2 separate regions of the Homo sapiens genome follow, and region 1 is linked to region 2. Evidence: chromatin loops called from intact Hi-C (ENCODE). Cell type or tissue: ascending aorta. All regions are shown on one strand. Links, peaks and the distances in the headings refer to the core of each region. The heading gives the core; the rest is flanking DNA. Region 1 overlaps COL4A1 (collagen type IV alpha 1 chain). Region 2 overlaps RAB20 (RAB20, member RAS oncogene family).

Region 1 (5,377 bases), core at 105-5,104, 300 kb after region 2:
ATATATACATATATACACACACATATATACATATATATACACATATATACATACATACATATATATACATATATACACATATATACATATATACACATATATACGCATATATATACATATATACGCATATATACACATATGTATATACATATATATACACACATATATATACACATATGTATATACATATATATACATATATATACACATATATATATATATACATATATATATATATTTTCAACTTACAATGGGCTTATTGGGACATACCCCATCATAAGCTGAGGTGCGTCTGTATGTGCTGCTCAAGCTCTTGCGTATACCCACATAGTTGATGGAGGGCCACTGCACACATTTCCTGATATTCACTGTCTCAAGCTAGACGTCTGGGCTGGAGGGAGAAAATGAGAATTTCGGGAAGAAGATACAGATTTGCAGCCACGCTTTTTATGCATGATTGGTTTAATCTTTGCTGCTTTAATGTTAAATATTTAAATGCAAGAAATAATAGTAATGATAAATGTAGCTGCTAAGTGCAACAATCCACACTGTTAAATTTCATTCACATACTTCTAGTGAACACATATACATCCTTTTAAGAGTTCAGTTGTATGTCTCATAGAGCAAAGGAGAGTGAGCACTCACGCCTTCCTCTTAGGCAAAGCAGACCCTCTAGGGGATCTCCTTGCATCTGTCCCCCCTCAAACTGTGGTGGCAGTATTCCTGCCCTGACGTCAAGCCTCATGGTGTGGAGGGAGCTCCCGGCGGGGCCTCGCCACAGAGTTTTCCATGACCCCGCGGCACCCACCGCAGCTTTCCCACCCCTTTCCCAGCGGCGGCATTCAGGAAATGGTCCTGCAGATGTCTCTTCTGATGTCTCTTCTGATGGTGGTTGGGCTCAAGGAGTTGGCCTTGTGGAATTTCGGAAAGAGTTCTGCAGTCACCCACTGACTGTGACCCATCCTTGACATCATTTCCCTTTCACTGGATACTTGGTGAGCTCTGGCTTCAAATGTGAGGGCTTTCATTCCCTGAATGATTTGCAGTCTGCTCGTAAATGGAAATCTCGAGGCGCTAGATGACAGAAAGCAGCAGCAGGGCCATCGTGGTCCCGAACGCAGCTTGCCCTGCACCTCTCAGCCACTGCTGCGGACTCCAGCCAGTCTGGAATGGTGCCTAGAATGCTTGGACTGCAAAGGCGACGGGGGTCCTGTCCTGCCCAGTAACCTTTCACTACCTCTTAAAGTTTTTAGGATTCGTATGTGGAATCCTACCTCATGCTGAGCGTCATGTTATGCAATTGGCTAGTTCAGCATCCCATGACATTTTATTGAATTCAAACACCATGAATGAATAAAACAATTTCATTGCCTGTGAAGAAGTTACAGGGTTGAGGTGGAGAAGGAATTGCAGTTTCCCTGATAAGCATTGCTTGTTTCCCTTGGATGCACCCAGCACATGGAGGCTGCCATACCCAGTACACTCAGTGCTCAGTACCAAACCCGGTACCCGTACTCATTCCGTGCGTAGAGGAAGCCCCCGAGAGCTGGCAGCATCTCTGTGTGTGCTTCAGTCCATTGTGAAGATCCGTGATCCTAATATTTCAGATTGGAAAAATCCATTAAAATTTTGATTTAAAGATATGGATTCCATGTCAGCCACTGAAACAGGCCTTTGACAGTAAGAATTTTGATGACTGCTTATTCTAGGTATATTTTGTGTTAACATCAGTTTTTGTTGTTGGTAATTATATTTTCCCCCCACATTTAGAAGCTTCATGCTATTTTAACTTCAGCTGTCCTGGGTATTTGATTTGTATTTGAATTTCTGACTTAGCTATGACGGAAGCTTATTAGAGTATTTGCTTTCCTGAATCATGAACTTGTTTCTACAAGCATTGGAAGAGGAAGGGAAATAATTGGGTATTATAAAATGACTTTCTATCCACGCATTTTAAGGATTTTTTAAAAAGTATATGCTTGCTTTAGATAATGCATTAAGCAAGAATTTTAAGTTGCTCCATGCATGAAACCCTATTTCATGCCTAATTTACAATGCCTAATTTTGGTGCTAAGATTATTCTCCATGTTGTATTCTTTCATCTTTATAGACAATGGCACTTTGTTCTCCCTCCACAAATTCTGAATTTCATCATTTGGGGACACAGCAGTAGTCATCTCCGGCTTTGGCGTATGATTTTCCTTTTTTGATCAGTGCTCTGCATTGCACTGATGTTCAGGAATGAGAGCACAAGGTTCAGCTGCACGAAAACTTTCTGTGTAGTATTTTTCAAGTTTCTCGTTTCTTTCTTCCATTTTAAATAGTCTTTGCTGTGACAGACAATGGTTGTGGTTTTCATTTTTGCCTGACATGAAGTCTGTGGCCGCCATGGATTTTTGGACCTTGCCTTGAGCACACCATGGGAAACAGATGATCGAGGGTCCTGTTGCTCCCTGACTCTAACTGTGCACATTCTGCCTTGAGCTCCAGTGGAAGTGGGGGGTCACTGTGGTCACGTTAGTAGCATTGCCAGTTGCAGCTGCAAAGTCTGGCTTGGACCCTGCTAGCTCCAATAACCTTTGCACAACATGTCCAGCTCTTTGCTCTTCTTACAATCCTGGTGGAAATGTGCTAAAATCTTGGAGGAATAATTTGGCCCCATACTGCATGCTGGTCGCCAGCTAACTGTATAGCTGTTTAAGTGCTTATTCTGTCCGTTTGCTCTGCTCTGGTTCCCATAATAACCTTGGACAGGGTACAGAGTATTAGATTATTCGTGTGCACTTTTATCTGGACAAAAGATTAAGAACGTTAAAAAAATATGTGGGGAATGGCAAGAACCATGTCCATGGAGGAGTCACTTCCTTCTTAGCTCCTTCATTTCAAAGCTCTGGGGATACACAGATTGCTTAAACTTTCTGGTGACATTTGGGAAAGAATGTGTTCTTGCGGTAAAAGCAAGGTCTGGGAATTTGGATTTCTGTGTTCTGTTCCCAGCAGCACGAGGGGTCACCCAGTGACGTACGACAAGTCAGTTAAGCATCGGAATCTTAATTTCCCTATCTGTGAAATGGACATAGAAGGGTCGGTACCTTGGGCTGACATGAAGTTGGTGAATTGTTTGATGTTCTGCTGGGAACCGGCTTGCTCTAGTGACCCAGAAAAAACAGGGACTATGGTGGAGGCTGACCTCATTTCTATTTCTGGCTGTAGTGCTGACTCAGTGAGAAACTTGTAGAAATCAGTTAATCTGGCTCTGGTCCTCAGTGCATTCCATGGTTAAATTGAGAATTATAAAATCTTATCATCGCTGGTCTCATGGCGATACTGCCCATATTAATTAAGTACTAAAAATACTCCACCAAATGTATTAGAAAGCTTCTACATGGACCTGCCTTTCTCATTTCCTTCCTGTCTGATGTTGGGTTACTTGGGGCTACACAAGTCCATATTTATTTATTTATTTTAGCCGCTGTTTGGAGTTCAGTCCTATTCTGGTTTGAGCAGACTTTTCCTATATCCGAAAACTGGGTGCCCCAGATTGGTGACCTTGTGCACTGTAACTCCTTACAGCAGGATTTTCTGCCATTGTGTCCTGGGGCCATCACTGCAGGGTGTATTTAAGGAGCTCTTCATTTGAACAAGTCCTGGTCTGGGAATGTTTTTCCTTCCTCACTGTCACAGGCCTCAGGGAGAAGGAGCCAGCCTTCCCTGTCAAACCTTGGGATCAGGGCCCTCGTGGAGTCACGTCTGTGCTTCTGGCCGACTCCCTGGATGCTGCTGGCCTGAAGGGGCAGTGCCACAGTATGGGGCTTGAGGTTCTTTAATCCATTTACTGTTTGATTCAATTCTTTAGGGTTTGAAACAATCTCTCCCATATTTATCCACATACTGTGTCTAGACTCCTGACATATCCTTTCAACGAAACACAGCTCTATGGAGGTGTGGCGGCTGAGTCCCAGGTTCATAACGTCCTTCCTGCGTTTGTAAAAATGGAGCAGGCAGTTAATTCACCAGTTAAGTGCCAGGACTGGCTGAGTGGTTTGGAAAGAAGGACGACTTTGGATGTTTATGTTATGTGGTGTGTAGCTTGTCGGTTGATTTTTACTTTCAACTAATGCAACTTTGAGAAAGGCACTGAACACTAAGTAATCCTGCCTGTGATCTCCAAACTGTCTGCCTTATGTTTTTAAATCAGCTAACAATGGTTACTGAATCTACCCAATTCGTATGGTAAGGCTGCACTGAAGTCCACATGCTGTAAAGTAAATAGGTTTTCTTGATTTCTTACAATGGTTATGGGTTGTTGTTTTTTTTTTTTTTTTGAGACAGAGTCTCACTCTGTCTCCCAGGCTAGAGTGCAGTGGCATGATCTTGGCTCTCTGCAACCTCTGCCTCCCAGGTTCAAGTGACTCTCCAGCCTCAGCCTCCTGAGTAACTGAGATTACAGGCGTGCACCACTACACCCAACTAATTTTTGCATTTTTTAGTAGAGAAAGAGTTTTGCCATGTTGGCCAGGCTGGTCTCGAACTCCTGACCTCTGGTGATCTGCCCGCCTCTATCTCCCAAAGTGCTGGGATTACAGGCATGAGCGAGCCACCGCACCCAGCCCAAAAAATACTCTTGAAAGACATTTCTCATTAAAGCCCACCATCACCCCATGATGGCCCAAGGGAGGCTAAGCATCTTGCATGAGGTGCACACTGTGGACTCTGCCCACCCACATCTCCTAATGGTCTCTAAAGAGGAAGACGTCTTGGAGGCTCCATCACAGAATCTCAGCACTGAGGCTGTTGCTAACAAGAGAGTTCCATTGATTGAGCGAAATTATAACCAGTTCAGTGAAAAACACCTCGCTATTTGTTACTCTATTTACCCAAGAAATTATTTGGCATTAAGTACATATAAAGGATTGTGCTAGGAATGAGATATAAATATTTCCTGCCCTCAAGAGTTTAAAACACAGTAGAGCAAAACCACCTGAAGTAGTCGTTGCTATCTGTTTCCAGACACTCACTGTGGACTTGCGCAAGGCTGGATGCTGCTTAGATTTATTATGGGAAGTGGCTCATAGGATTATAGAGGCTGAGGAGTTCCATGATCTGCCGCCTGCAAGCCTGGGAACTCAGGACTCCTGAAGTGTAACTGGGTCCAAGGCCAGCGGCTGGAGAGCCCAAGGGGCTAGTGGTACAAGTCCCTGAATCTGAAGGCCAGAGAACCCAGAGTTCTGATGTCCAAGGGCAGGAGAAGATGGGTGCCCAGCTCCAGAAGAGAGAGAATTGGCCTCTCTTCTGCCTTTTTGTTCTATCCGGGCCTCAACTAACAATGACACCTGCTCACCCTGGGTGAGGGCAGATCTTCCTTACTGTCCATGTA
Region 2 (5,377 bases), core at 275-5,274:
GGATGGTGCCCATGGGTGGCACATTCTCCATCAACTATGTTTAAGCATTTCATCCTGTGTGTGTTGCCCTAAAAATAAACATCCCTGTGGGACGTTCCCTTGCAGTGTGGCTGGTGGCTATGTTCTGAGATGAGAGATAACCACTCTTTCTGTCCCTCTCTTCCCACCAGGGCGGGAGCAGTTCCACGGCCTGGGCTCCATGTACTGCCGGGGGGCGGCCGCCATCATCCTCACCTATGATGTGAATCACCGGCAGAGCCTGGTGGAGCTGGAGGACCGGTTCCTGGGCCTGACAGACACAGCCAGCAAAGACTGCCTCTTTGCCATCGTGGGGAACAAAGTGGACCTCACTGAGGAGGGGGCCTTGGCGGGCCAGGAGAAGGAAGAGTGCAGTCCCAATATGGACGCTGGGGACCGTGTCTCCCCAAGGGCACCTAAGCAGGTGCAGCTGGAGGATGCGGTGGCCCTTTATAAAAAGATCCTCAAGTACAAGATGCTGGATGAGCAGGATGTGCCGGCCGCTGAGCAAATGTGCTTTGAGACCAGCGCCAAGACCGGCTACAATGTGGACCTCCTGTTTGAGACCCTCTTTGACCTGGTGGTGCCAATGATCTTACAGCAGAGAGCTGAGAGGCCGTCACACACAGTGGATATATCCAGTCATAAGCCACCCAAGAGGACCAGATCTGGGTGTTGTGCCTGACTTTCGAGGGCCTCCTGGACTCAGACTGTGCATGTTGGGAAGGGGTCTGACCAGGCAAGCTGTGATCTGAAAGGAGCAAGGAACAGCAAGGAATTATTTTCCAGAATGACACCCGCAGCAGAATGTTGGAGTGGAAATGATGGCTGGCTATGAAGAGGAGGTCAACGTGTGTGGTCTCCTCAGTCTCTGTCAGAGGGGTGGGGAGGTGGGAAACAGGAATCCTCTGCAAAGCCCAATCTGCAGAGTCGAGACCCCTGGTGCTCTCTGCCCCGCTGCCTGGCACTGGTCCTTTGCAGCCAGCCACCAACGGCCCCCTTGCCCTTGCAGAGGCAGAAGCCTGCGTCTGCACCTGCACCTCTGACCGTTTCAGCACCCTGGGTTGTTACCACGTCCTACAACTCTGACATTTCTTGTTCTCAAGCGTTTCTCTTCACTGTGAGTTGTCTTTGGTCCTCCCACTTGGTACTTGTATCTTGATGCTTTATAATCCTGACTCTCGACGTGTTCATTTATACAAAATCAGGAATAACTTTGTTTTTATACTGATTGCAGCAATGTTGGCTACATGTATTATTAAAGAGGATTTTTGGAACAACTTAGGTATTGAGACTGAACTGACTTCATTTGCACCCCCAGTCCCAGGGACTCTCTGTGGGGTAGGGTGGGGGGCGCTGGGGAGATGGCTGTGAACTTGAGATACGTCTCTCTTTGTGCGGAAGCTCTGTGAAATCCTTACCAATTGCAGAATATTTAGATTGGCCCATCTGTCTAGTTTTCTTGATGACTTGAATTCCAATAATAGTAGCAAAGCTTAAAGCTCTGGTTCTGCTGAAGTCTGGGGCATCTGAGCACCCAGGTCTCTGAGTCAGAAACCCCCTTCGGGTCTGCTGCTGCTGGCCGTGGGGTGGCTGCTTTATTGGAAGATGTCAGACAGAGGTGCCAGGAGACAGCAGATTTGTTTTCCCAGAAATGTGACTGAACGAAAGCAGGCTGGGGTCGGGGCTGTTTGTTGGGAGGCAATGTGGGGCAGATGGCACTGGGCAGTGGGTTTCATAAGTGCTGTTTTCTTTCTTTTTTTTTTTTTTTTTTGTGATAGGGTCTTGCTCTGTCACCAGGTTGGAGTGCAGTGGCGTGATCTTAGCTCACTGCAGACTGTACCTCCGGGTTCAAGCAATCCTCCCGACTCAGCCTCCCAACATGCTGGGATTACAGGCATGTGCCACCATGCCCCAATAATTTTTTTTTTTTTGGTAGAGTTGGGGTTTTGCCATGTTGCCCAGGCTGGTCTCAAACCCTTGAACTCAAGCAATCCTCCCTACTCAGCCTCCCAACATGCTGGGATTACAGGGTGCTCTGTTTTCTGGGGAGCTGTTCATAATTTGCTGAAGGCCTGTGCTCTCCGGTTTCTGGGCTGCTGCAGGCCTAACTTCTCCGCTCCTGTGGAGTGAGTGCTTTCAGGCAAGGAAGGGAGCTTGAACCCCAGGAGGAAGCACTGAGGCAACCCCTGCGATTGCAGGTCCTCAGCTCCCCTGAGATGTGGTTTCGGAGTTTAAAACTTCAGTTTCGCAACAGCAGCCCATTGAGAAGTGAACGCAAATCAGCCTGACTCGTGACTTTTTATTGACTTGGTTGAATATACCACTGTAGGGACAGAAGTTATATTTATTTTCTATAATGTGTATCTTTGCTAGTGACCCATCTAGGAAATAGGCTAATCAAAGAGACCTTGGAATCTTTTTTTTTTTTTTTTTTGAGACAGAGTCTCACTCTGTTGCCCAGGCTGGAGTGCAGTAGCACAATCTCAGCTCACTCACTGCAGCCTCGAACTCCTGAACACAAGTGATCCACCCACCTCAGTCACCCGAGTAGCTGGGACTACAGGGGTGTGTCAGTATGCCTAGCTAATTTTTTATTTTTATTTTTTGTAGAGATGAGGTCTTGCTGTGTTTCCCAGGCTGGTCTGGAACTCCTGGGCTCACGCAATCCTCCTGCCTCAGCCTCCCAAAGTGCGGGGATCATAAGCATGAGCTCTGGCCCTGGCCAGAGTCTTTCTTTGAAGGCTGTGAAGGGAGAGAAAGTATCATATGGCACTGTTTTTGCAGTTGGTGCTTGAAGGCAGGGAGGGCTGTATGAATGCCTGAGGCCCGTTCTTCCTGAACAGTCTTGGATTCGATTTCCCATCTGCTCCGGGCACCCAACAGCTTGTTTCCTCGAGTGGCCGCGTGCTCCGGGGATGGTGCCCATGGGTGGCACATTCTCCATCAACTCTGTTTAAGCATTTCATCCTATATGTGTTGTCCTAAAAATAAGCATCCCTGTGGGCTCCTTTTAAATGAGTTCCTCTGGGCAGTCGGCGCTGCAGTCTCTCCTATGCTAGCAACTTCCAGCTGCCCTTACAAGTGCTTTTGTAAGGGCATGAGGGGCTCATTAATTCAGCACATCTCACTGAGCACTCTCCACGGCCCTTCCTGGAGCTGAGCTATTGGGACAGTTTCAATGACAGTGCCGCCACAGGCCCCCTGGCACCCTGTGTCCTGGGCTGCATTCCAAGTGGACCTTGGATACCAGCCTGGCTCCTCGCTGGGGAGCCTGGTCTTGGGTCCTACTCCCCCACCCTCATCTCATGTGGCCTCTGTTTCCTTCCAGAAACCACGTCAGTTCTTGGAAAGCTTGAAATCCCTCGGTTGGGCAACTCAGCTGTTGGCGCAGATTTCCCCACTGGGTGTGGGTTTGAGCTCGTGACCTCGAGCATCCGTCTTTCCTTTGTACAAAGCGGCCACTCCAGGGAGGAGATGAGCAAGTGACGGTCCAGGGTTCATGGCTGTGTGTGGTCTTGGAGCTCCCTTCTGCACTTTCCAGCTGTCCATGTCCCCATGCAGATGAGAACCCTTTCCTCAATGACACCTCATAACCAGGTATTTCCTAGTGCCCTTAAAGCCTCGTGCCTGGCAGTGGTGTCAGGGAGTCCTGGGGTTGGGTATGTGGTAATCTGGGTGCTGTCAGTCAGAATGTCCCCTTCCCCAGGCTCCCAGGCCTAGTTTCTTAAAGAGTATGACGTTGCCATTTCTGGACCCAACTTCCTGGTTTAAACAGCCCTGCTGTGCCAGGAAAACAACCTCACATGAATGTTCCCAGCACATAGATCACCCCAGCACACGGGTGCCCCCCAGTACATGGGCCCCCCCCAGCACATGGATACCCCCAGCACACGGGCTCCCCCACCAGCACACGGATCTCCCCAGCACACGGGTTCCCTCCCCAGCACACGGGTTCCGCCAGCACATGGGTCCCCCCAGCACCCAGGTTCTCCCCAGCACACGGGTTCCCTCCCCAGCACACGGGTTCTCTCCCCAGCACGTGGATTCCCCCAGTACATGGATACCACCAGCACATGGATCCCCCCAGCACATAGGTCCCCCCAGCACACAGGTTCTCCCCAGCACACGGGTTCCCTCCCCGGCACACGGCTTCCCTCCCCAGCACACGGATCTCCCCAGCACACGGGTCTCCCCAGTACATGGATCCCCCCAGCACGTAGGTCCCTCCAGCACACAGGTCCCTCCAGCACACGGCTCCCCCCCAGCACACGGATCCCCCCAGCACACGGATACCACCAGCACACGGGTTCCCCCTCCCCCAGCACACAGATCTCCCTAGTATACGGGTCCCTCCAGCACACGGGTCCCCCTAGCACACGGATCCCCATAGCACACGGGTGCTCCCAGCACATGGATCCCTCCGGCAGAGGTGAGCTGCTGCTCAAGGCCCATGAGACAGACCCCATGAGACATGGAGATGGTGCCTGTCTTCCAGAGAGAAGGGGCAATGGCTCTGAGCTCGGCCTTCACTCCGTGCTCCTGGGAGACTCTAACCAGGCTGAGTCCCTCCTGAGCAATGACCACAAACCTCTGAAGAAGGAAGAAGAGTGGGACCCGGGCCCCAGAGACCCTGGTGGGAGTGCCGTGGTGTGGCCTCCAGGTGTTTGGAGGATTTCAAAGGCACAGATCCTCCCAGCCCTGGTTGGTGGAGTCCAGGTCGTATCTTCCCTTCTGTGGCCAGGCAGAGTGGCCGGTGCCCTCGTCCTCTTACATGCCCTTATTAGAAGCACAGACTCTTCTCCACAGTGTGCAGGGGTCTTCCATCCTCCCACTTCACAGAGCTGGATCTTTCGAGCCTCATTGTCGAAACAGGACAGAGAGGATGGGTGTGGTGGGTGGACGCACAGCTGAGACCCTGCTCACACAGCTGAGACCCTGCACACACGCACAGCTGAGACCTTGCTCACACAGCTGAGACCCTGCATGCACGCACAGCTGAGACCCTGCACGTGCGCACAGCCGAGACCCTGCATGCATAGCCAAGACCCTGCACGCACAGCAGAGACCCTGCACGCACAGCAGAGACCCTGCACACATGCACAGCTGAGACCCTGCTCACACAGCTGAGACCCTGCATACACAGTCGAGACCCTGCACACACGCACAGCTGAGACCCTGCTCACACAGCTGAGACCCTGCATGCACGCACAGCTGAGACCCTGCACGCACGCACAGCCGAGACCCTGCACGTGTGCACAGCCGAGACCCTGCATGCATAGCCAAGACCCTGCACGCACAGCAGAGACCCTGCACATACATGTGCCGCCTGCACTCAGCCTCCTCTGTGCCTGCTCTG

What was found. Peaks named below come from ENCODE experiments on the same cell type or tissue, not always from the same donor. Only the 100,000 strongest peaks of a DNase experiment are listed, where the experiment ranks them.
Region 1: it touches region 2 in a loop (2.4-fold over the local background); 2 of 110 quality-filtered maps call a loop at or near these places.

Annotation. Positions count from the first base shown.
Region 1 is chr13:110,214,509-110,219,885 of GRCh38, reverse strand. All of the region lies in intron 2 of COL4A1 (collagen type IV alpha 1 chain), which reads left to right. Among named protein-coding and RNA genes, the nearest start is that of LINC03082, 88 kb to the right of the region's middle. In ascending aorta, for the core only: no CTCF peak of the experiment used is centred there; DNase peaks (open chromatin) are centred at 1,103 and 3,155; H3K4me3 peaks cover 1,256 bases; H3K27ac peaks cover 4,728 bases.
Region 2 is chr13:110,518,991-110,524,367 of GRCh38, reverse strand. It overlaps RAB20 (RAB20, member RAS oncogene family), which reads left to right. Exons shown (of 2, transcript NM_017817.3): 2 at 171-1,302. The coding sequence ends at 703. Among named protein-coding and RNA genes, the nearest start is that of COL4A2-AS1, 14 kb to the right of the region's middle. RefSeq lists an enhancer at 2,433-2,512. In ascending aorta, for the core only: no CTCF peak of the experiment used is centred there; DNase peaks (open chromatin) are centred at 1,610 and 3,257; H3K4me3 peaks cover 1,108 bases; H3K27ac peaks cover 4,663 bases.